Linked DNA regions of Mus musculus: region 2 is linked to region 1. The links are chromatin contacts, found by POLR2A ChIA-PET in ENCODE. All regions are on one chromosome and are shown on one strand. Each heading gives the region's core, a stretch centred on a gene start or an enhancer-like site at or near the end of the contact. The rest is flanking DNA. Distances are from core to core; before and after follow the strand shown.

Region 1 (4,656 bases), core at 738-3,237:
TGCCCCTTCATGTCCCAGATCACACAGGGAGGCCTTGTAGCTCCCCACCCTGGTACTTGTATTTGGGTAGGGAGACCTAATGGGGCCCTATAGCTGTCCACCCTGGTACTTGTATTTGGGTGGGGAGACCTGCCCGGGGCGTTTCCCTGTGTTTTGTCTGTTTAGCTTTCTTTGAGACAGAAGCTCAGGCAAGGAGTAGCAGACTGTTACCTTTTTTCCTCTCCTAATCAGTTTTAATGAACTTGGCATGTTTTGGGGTAGATTTCTTTTAATTTCTCTTTTGAAGTGGGGAGGCACAACCAAAACACCTAGCGCCAGCCGGTAGTGGGCTCTGTTGTGACCCCTGCCTGACCCTCCATGTTTCAGCTCTGATGAGGGTGGCTGGTCCTCTCTCTAGGACTCTGCAGACCTCCCCAGGACACTTTCTTGTGTGTGTGTGTGTGTGTGTGTGTGTGTCTGTCTGTCTGTCTGTCTGTCTGTCTGTGTGTGTGTGTGTGGCGCACATGTATGCACGCCATGTGCCATGAACCTGGACAAGCATTGTCTCAAGGGCTCATTTTATGCTTTTTTTTTTTTTTTTTTTTGGTGATGTGTGTATCTTGTCCCCAGCTCCCTAGGCCCTGCCTGCCTTTCAGACTGTCCTCTCCTCCTCCTTCTCCCCTCTCCTTATGCCAGGGGTCCAGGACTTCCAGCCAGAAGCCTCTGACCTTGTGTTCCCTGTCCCCTCCCCTGTCCCCTCTGCTGCTCAGCATAGCTGTGGTCACTGCAGAGGTCTTATATGTTCAGCAGGCCTGGCCCTCCTTCCCTTCCCCTTCTGTGTGATTCTTTGAGCTTGGGGGAAAGGGACGATTTTAATAAAGCCTTGGTGCTCGAGTCCTGTCCCCGTGTTTGTCTTTAGGTTTGGTGGGGGTGGGTGAGACTGGGAGATCACTGAGGGCACGAGCTAGCAAGCTGGACACGGGGGAACCTCAAAGTCTCTATAACATTAGTTCATTTTACAACATGTAAAATGCTTAAAGATGAGGTGCCAGGTTGGGGTTCGATGGGGAAAGCAATTGGTTAGCATGCTCAAAGCCCTGGGTTCCATCCCCAGCACCATTTAAACCACATGGTGACCAGTGACAAGTGATTTTGAGGCCAGCCTGGGCCATGTGGTAGACAGGTCTCATTGTTGGACACCTCTGAATCCTAGCACTCAGGAGCCAGAGGCTGATGGATCTCTGTGAGTTCAAGGCCAGCTAGTCTACATAGCCAGGGCCATACAGTGAGACCCTGCCTCAAACAACAGTCACTTGAGGGCCAGCAAAATGGTTAAGCACGTTAAGGTGCTTGCCGCCAAGCTTGATGATCTGAGAGCAAGAACCAACTCCTTGTCCTCTTACGTGCACTGTGGAAGGCACACTTATACACACACACACACACTCACACAGGAGCCCGTGGCTTGGTGGTACACCTCTGTCATCCCAGTAGGTAGGTAGAGGCAGTCACTGGAGAACCTCATCAGTGTCAGGCCAACCTGAGCTATACAGTGAGCAACGAGCTCTGCTGTCAAGAAACAAAATAGAAAAAACGTGAGTGAGCCTCCAATAGGATGTTAGGGTGCTTGTCAGTTCCTCTGAGGAACAAAATATGGAACGCTTCACGAATTTGCGTGTCATCCTTGCGCAGGGGCCATGCTAATCTTCTCTGTATCGTTCCAATTTTAGTATATGTGCTGCCGAAGCGAGCACAAACAAGGCTTTTCTCCAAGGGATATTTATAGTCTCAAAACACACAATTACTTTACAGTTAGGGTGAGTTTCCTTTTGTGCTGTTTTTTAAAATAATAATTTAGTATTTGTATCTCTTATAGAAATCCAAGCCTATCATGTAAAATGTAGCTAGTATTAAAAAGAACAGATTATCTGTCTTTTATCGCACATTAAGCCTCTATAGTTACTAGGAAATATTATATGCAAATTAACCGGGGCAGGGGAGTAGCCGAGCTTCTCCCACAAGTCTGTGCGAGGGGGCCGGCGCGGGCCTAGAGATGGCGGCGTCGGATCCCGGGCGTTGGGGCGAGTGTGGACCGCGGCCGCCGGGCCGACTGGGCGCCCGGGGCGGACAGGTTAGTACGGCGTGCGGGGTACGGGACTCGTGGCTGGTGCGTTTCAGGCTAAAACCGCGAGCGGAAGGCCGAGGGGCGGGGCTTGCGGGGTCAGAGGGCGGGCCTGGGAACAAAGCTTGCTGGGTAGAGGCCGTTGTGGGAGGGATGTGAATAGGGGGAGCCTAAGGCGACGGGGTTGAGGAGGGGGCGTGGTCCGAGGGGCTGAGCCTCCCTGGGAGGGGCGTGGCCTGAGTTCAGAAGTTGGATGGAGGGGCAGAGTCTGAAGAAATAAGACTGATAGAGAGGGATGTGGCCTAGGGAGCGGAGTCTAAGGTGGGCCGGGGTTGGGGGTGCTAAAGATCTGAGATCGATGCAGAGAGGTGACCTAGTAGTCACAAGCTGAGCAGAAACTGAGGCTGAATTTACCAGTTTGGTTTGGAGGCGGAGCCTAGGGTGATTAGACAATGTGGGTGGAGCTTAACGAGCTTGGGCGGGAGGTGGTGGAGGTGTGTGTGTTAAGACTCAGGATTTAGCCGGGTGTGGTGGTTCACGCCTTTAATCCCAGCATTTGGGAGGCAGAGGCTGCGGATTTCTGAGTTCGAGGCCAGCCTGGTCTACAACGTGAGTTCCAGGACAGCCAGAGCTATACAGAGAAACCCTGTCTCGAAAAACCAAAAAGAAAAAAAAAAAGACTCAGGCTTTTTGCCAGGCGCACGCCTTTAATCCCAGCACTTGGGAGGCAGAGGCAGGCGGATTTCAGAGTTCGAGGCCAGCCTGGTCTACAGAGTGAGTTCCAGGAGAGCCAGGGCTACACAGAGAAACCCTGTCTCAAAAAAAAAAAAACAAAAAAAGGCTCAGAATTTGAGCCTTGGATGTTAACTTGTTGAGAGTATTGTGTGGCATGGGCTGCTGCGGGGTCTAAGCTACTAGGTCCCAGGCAAGGCTTGGAGACTGAACTAGAGTGTAGACTGAGGCCCAGACTGAAGTGGTAGGGGTGGGCCCGGTTGTGTGTGTGGAGGGTGCTTAGCGTTTGTAGGCTGAGCTCAGGCTGATCTGGGTTGCCTAGGGAGGAGTGACCCCAGGCGGGGCATCATGGATTTTATAGCAGGGCTCTCGCTGGAGAACATTCTAGACACCCTTTAGCTGGGAGCTGCTATAGAGCACTGCCTCCCTTTTCCCCAGGAGCCAGGGACCGTGCTGGGTGCGGTGGGTATGATGGACCTGGCCTATGTGTGCGAATGGGAGAAGTGGGCCAAGAGCACGTACTGCCCGTCGCTGCCCCTGGCTTGTGCCTGGTCCTGCAGGAACCTCATTGCCTTCACCACAGACCTACGCAATGATGACCAGGGTGAGTGCTGGCTCTCCTTACCTGGCTAGGACCTGGGGATCAAGACCATGTGGGTGGGCTTGCCAGGTGTGGCTCCACTGTGCCTCAGATCTGGAAGGCTCGTGGTGGCAGAGCCAGACACTCTGATGCCAGTTAGAGGGTTTTGAGAGGCCAGGGAAAGCAAGGTGGGAGAAGAGACATACATACACTGCTCACCATCTTCCAACAATGTTAAGACATGTGGCTGCACAGGATGCCCTGTCCAGGGACTAGCAGCATGGCGGAGCTTATAGGAGAGGTGCACTGTGGGTGGGGACACAGGCACTTCGAGCTACACTGACCTCAGTGTTCTTTTTCCACTGCAGATCTGACACACATGATCCATATCCTAGACACGGAACACCCCTGGGAAGTGCACTCTGTCAGCTCTGGCCACAGCGAGGCCATCACCTGCCTGGAGTGGGACCAGTCAGGTGAGGCCAGGGGGTGTGCTCTCAGTCCAGAGCCTGGCGACAGCCACCACCCGCTGGGAGTCCAGAGTGGGGGGAAGGCCCCTGACACAGCTCTCTGGTCGCAGGGTCCCGGCTACTGTCTGCTGATGCTGATGGACAGATCAAATGCTGGAGCATGGCTGACCACCTGGCCAACAGCTGGGAGAGCTCGGTGGGCAGCCAGGTGGAGGGGGACCCCATCGTGGCCCTGTCCTGGCTGCACAACGGTGTAAAGCTGGCCCTGCATGTGGAGAAGGTGAGCGTACCACTGGGGGACCTAGGGGTAGGTGGATGGAACCACAAGTGTGCAGCTCCCGTGCTCACTGCCAATTGCTGTGGGATACCTGTCAGTACCTGCCATCCCTGAGCGCCCCTGACCCTGAAGCTCCCCTTTAGCTATGTTCCCTCCCTGTACAGTGAATCTGTTTAACAGATATCTCGTGTCTGCAGTGGAGTCTTAAAATGGCTGCTATCTCCAACAAGTTGCCTTTGTAACCAGCCAGTGACTGCTGTTCTCAGATTCCAGTCCACTTTGATTTAATGACAACCCAGAATCCCCCTGGCCGTCTGCATCCAGAGTTCAGCCAGTTAGAAGTGGGAGCAGAGTTAGACTCGGGGCCTCTGGGAGTCCTTTTTACTCAGTAATGGAGGGAAAGGGGCAGCCTGTGAGGAAGGAGGCACAGCACAGCCTCCGTTCTGTGGTTGCTGCAGGTCTGTGGGGCCAGCAGCTTCCACATTGCCCGCCTCTCACC
Region 2 (4,656 bases), core at 1,545-4,044, 75 kb before region 1:
TGCTCCCGCCCAGCAGCAAGGCCAGCCACTCCCTCCTTCTGTCCCGCCCCTGAGCTCAGAAGAGCTTTCTGAGCTTTGAAGTGGTTGAGAAATAAGAACAAATAAGGAAAACTATTCCATGCCGAGAGGACTGTGTGCCACATTCAAACCCTGGCCCTGCTGCTTTGTGACTTACAATCCCAGAAACAAAACCCCAAACACCCCAGATCCCAAGATTCTGGATTTCTAGCAGCTTAGTGTATTAGAACTCTGTCCTGAGATCGAAAATGAATGGAATTTAACATTCCATGTAGCTGGGTGGTGGTGGCACGTCTTTAGTCCCACCCAGCACTCTTGAGGTTCTCTGTGAGTTCGACTCCAGTCTGCTCTACAGAGTGAGTTCCAGGACAGCCAGGGCTACACAGAGAAACCCTGTATTGAAAAACAAACAAAAATCCTCCTTCCCCATTTCACTGTGTGACACTAATTATCAGCTCTCTCTGAACTCCAGGCTCCTTGTCTGAAAATCAGATGAGTTAATATTTGCAAACTCCTCTTGGGGCGGCTGATATAGATGTCAAAAATCTTAAGAATTCTGGCCCTAGCTGCTGGAAGCTGGCTGGGCCCCAGGATGACTCTCCCTGCCAGGGTCACACCTTCCGGGGGACAGACCATCTCTGCAGTGCCTGGGATCTGGGTGGTAGTGCTTCTGCTGTGGGTGTGGTGACCATGCCCTTGAGATCACCACTCCGGAGGCAGAGAGAGGCAAGAGGATCACTGTGAATATAAGGCCAGGCTGCTCTACAGAGCAAGTTCCAGAACAGCCAAGGAAAGACCACAAACTCAAAAAGTAAATAAAGTAAAATCCCATCTCTCAGTCAAGCCTTGCTTGCTCTGGTCGTGAGCGATATGACTGACTGACGTGTTGGCCTGTGCTGGAGGGAACCCCATTGCTTCTCCACGAAGGTCAGGCTAGGTTTTTCTAAAGCTCGGGTCACCCAGGGACGTTTCCTATTTTCAAACAAGTGACAAGTGTATTCCATAATAGTTTCAAGACTGGTACATTTATTAGGTGCCTACTGTGTTGCAAGGTGCTCTGGGTAACAGCAGACGGTGACTCTGGGGTATCTGAAAGCTAGGAGGGAGGGGTTCCCTTCGCTCAGCCGGTAAAGCGCCCCGCCCTTTTCCTGGCCGCCCAGTCCGGATGCAGAAATTCTCATCTTGTTCCATCATACAGATGCTCCTAGTCCTTCCTTCAAGCTGGAGGTATATAGAAGGCGCACAACGTTAGGGCACGGTGCATACAGAGACAGCTCTGCTGCGTCCTAAAAACAGACAGCTTCCTTCGAGTGCGCAGTAACCGGTCAATAAATGCCCTTGTTCAGGCAAATTGTACGGGAATGTGGCAGCTATAGTAGAAAAGGAGACTTCAAAGGGTCAATTGCGTTATTTTGAGATGAAACAAAATATGGAACGCTTCACGAATTTGCGTGTCATCCTTGCGCAGGGGCCATGCTAATCTTCTCTGTATCGTTCCAATTTTAGTATATGTGCTGCCGAAGCGAGCACAAGCGACGGTTTTTTGCCTCAGGTATTTAAAGGCAGAGAAGCAAATTACTTTTCACATACAGTAATTATGATTTTTTTTTGTTTTTGTTTGGATAAAGTAACGTTTTCACATGTCAAAAAGAAAGGCTACCACTCATAACACCGCTCAGAATAATTATCTATCCGCGTGAAAGCTCACATTTAACTAATTAATATAGCTGTCTGGGAGAAGCTTGTGCCAGCGAAGCCTTCTGGGAAGTCATATGCAAATTAGACAGGCACTACGAGGCTCCGCCCCTCAGTGGTAGCCGGATCAGCGCGGAATCCGTGATACTGGTGCGATGGTGAAACTGTCTGCTAGTAAACTATCCATGGAATTTCGCCCTTCAGCGCTGCGGCCGCCAATGAAAACATTATGCTAATGAGCAGTTAGGAAGCCCTGCCTCCCAGGGCAGGGTGGGTAATGAGTCCTCAGCAGACCCCGCCCCTAAGTGAGGCTGTGGCCAGAGTGAAGCCCTATGTAAATAGGCCTTACTAAGTGCGTCTCCGCCCCCTCTAATTCTCCGCCAATAGGAAACCATATACAAATACGACGGGCAACGTCGCCCCGCCCGCAGGTGGATGCAAATGTTTTAGCTTGTTTCTGAGACCACGCCCCACAGATCGCCCACCGCTAACCTGGATCCCTCCACAAACCAAACGAATTACACCCGACACTGCCGCTCAATGCTTAAGATAGAGCTCTGGGCTAAAGACATGGCTAAGAGCACTGACGCCTCTTCCAGAGATCTTGAGTTGAAGTTCCAGCCTCCGTTATGGTGGCTCACAACTCCTTTCTGGTGTATCTGATGCCCTCTTCTGGTGAGACTGAAGACAGCGACAGTGTACTCACATATATAAAGATAAAGCTCAATGCAAATGAATCGTGACACACGACTCCACCCCAGGCCGTGCCACAGTATGTGGGAGTGAATATATGCAAACAAACGGGGCTGCTCTTTAATGCACTCCGTGTAGCCCCTGCAAATTGCAAGCTCACTGCAAACGAGACCGGACAAAGCTTGAAGGAGCACTAGGAAAATAAACTGAACTCCATGGTACTCTGCCCTTTAGCGCTGAGGCGACCCGCATGAAATGTGTAAAGTCAGGCTCCGCCCACTACTCGTGGTGCCCGCCTTTCGGCCCTGAAGCCCGGCCTCCTCGGGCGGCCGCGGCGATCCCAGCGTGCCCCGCGCACGGGCGGCGCTCTGGCCCGGCGCTCTCGCCGGCGTCGCGGGCCGGACGGACGCGAGCAAAGGGGCAGGCGGCGGCGGCGGCCGGGGGCGGCGGGGGGGATCCGGCGGCCGGGACGCGGCGGGGGTCAGCCGGCGGCCGCCGGGGTGACGCGGGGCGGTGATGTCGGAGCACGCGGCAGCCCCAGGGCCCGGGCCCAACGGCGGCGGGGGTGGTGGCGCGGCGCCCGTGCGCGGCCCTCGCGGCCCCAATCTCAACCCCAACCCGCTCATCAACGTGCGCGACCGGCTCTTCCACGCTCTCTTCTTCAAGATGGCCGTCACCTACTCACGCCTCTTCCCACCTGCTTTCCGCCGCCTCTTTGAATTCTTCGTTCTGCTCAAGGTGACCTCTGACCCCTGACCTCTGACCCCTGACCCCAGCTGTCATCCGCTCGCCCACCCCCGGCAACTTTACCACTTGGCTCCTGACGCCTGGATACCCTGATACCACTCTTACAGATGCTATCTCTGGTCCTCACTTCCTCAGCTCTCAGGCCCCGCCTCCTGCCCTTTGGCCTCAGTCTGCCACTTGGGAGCCTAGGCCCCAAATTTTTCCACTCAAGACCAGAGCCCAGTGTCCTCTTGGAGTAGGATTTTGGACTCGAGGTCCACCTTCCCACCTGTCACTCCCATCCTGTCCTGCACCTCCACTGAGAACAATATGGTCATTTCCATTCCATTCCTGACTTTCCACTGTAGACCACCTCCTGTGCTGGAGGCCCTGTCCCGCCTGTCATTTCTATTCTACCCTGATTCTCTCAGTCCAGTCTCTACTAGTCAGTCCCATTCCAGCACACCCTGAACCAACCCCCTGGGGACAGCCCCCTACCCCCCAGTGTCACTGCTCAAATTTTCTGTTACTTCACTGTTTTCAGACTCTTGCCAGGTTTTCTGTGGCTTTGGGTGAGGTCATCTCACTAGGGTCAGCCACAGAGTCACAGCCAGATTGGCCAGGGACCTCTACAGCCAGCACCTGCCCTGGCTGTGTCTTCTTCATGTGCTCCCGGGAGATCCCGGTTCTCGGTCACAAAGGCTACTCGAGGGATGGCACCAGGCTCTCTCTGAGGAGCTGCCTGGGCCTTCTGGTGTTGGGGTCATGGCTTGGTGGCTGGCATGCTGATATTGGAGGGCATTGGTGAGTTTGGGACTCACTCCTGGTGCTTCTCAGAACTGAGCGTTCGGGGGTTTCATAGGTAGATCTAGCTTGAGCTCAAGACAGCTGTGGGCATCCCCTCAGGCCCCAGTTCATTGGCTGCAGATGAGCCCATGCTCCATCTTCCTTCCTGCCCTCCACACCCTCAGGGCTCCGGGTGGGTGCCCAATGTCTAGTCAGAGACAGGGTCGGCTGGATGACAGTAGACCTTATCCTCTTTCTTAACTGGGATAAACAAGCCACACAGCAGCTGGTTTCTGGAGCTGCTGACGTTTCTGGGAGCCCATTTGCTGTGTTTCCTGCCCGTCCTGCCTGCCCAGCTTCCACCCAACCTTCCTAGAAGGGACGCCTCACAGCCAAGGCCTGCTAGGCTTGTACCACCCTGCGCCCTGTTCCCACCCCAGCCTAGGTGTCAGCTCCTACAGAGGCCCAGAGAAGAACTGTTGGGCTTGGTATCTCCTCTGCTGGCTTCAGAGCCTCAAGGACCGAAACTGGGCAGCCATGGGATAGGGGGGCACAGCATGGTGCCTTAGACCTTAGGATGTGGCAGGGGTCAGAGGGCAAGGAGGTATGTGGCACCAGCTCAAGTCCCTGCACCAAGTGGATTTGAGCCCTGAAAGGTGCTAAGTGGCACCCTTGGGTGGGTCATGATCTCGTGGAGATCCTGGCTGAGGCTGGTATTTGGTTTTGTCTTTATAGTGT

Evidence for each region. ChIA-PET counts read pairs that join two places held with the same protein, here RNA polymerase II (POLR2A).
Region 2: POLR2A ChIA-PET joins it to region 1 with 34 read pairs in Patski. The contact joins the promoter of Tmem259 here to the promoter of Med16 in region 1. POLR2A ChIA-PET finds 5 or more read pairs at or near these places in 4 of 5 experiments (Patski and embryonic stem cell).

What each region holds. Positions count from the first base shown.
Region 1 is chr10:79,906,269-79,910,924 of GRCm38, reverse strand. Med16 (mediator complex subunit 16) reads left to right here and starts at 1,987. Exons shown (of 15, transcript NM_198107.2): 1 at 1,987-2,107; 2 at 3,269-3,434; 3 at 3,779-3,886; 4 at 3,991-4,160. The coding sequence starts at 2,030. It overlaps R3hdm4 (R3H domain containing 4), which reads left to right. Exons shown (of 8, transcript NM_177994.5): 8 at 1-873. It overlaps Gm24019 (a small nuclear RNA gene), which reads right to left and starts at 1,730; the gene lies at 1,624-1,730.
Region 2 is chr10:79,982,398-79,987,053 of GRCm38, reverse strand. It overlaps Tmem259 (transmembrane protein 259), which reads left to right and starts at 2,794. Exons shown (of 11, transcript NM_001003949.4): 1 at 2,794-3,144. The coding sequence starts at 2,923. It overlaps Gm26243 (a small nuclear RNA gene), which reads right to left and starts at 1,548; the gene lies at 1,442-1,548.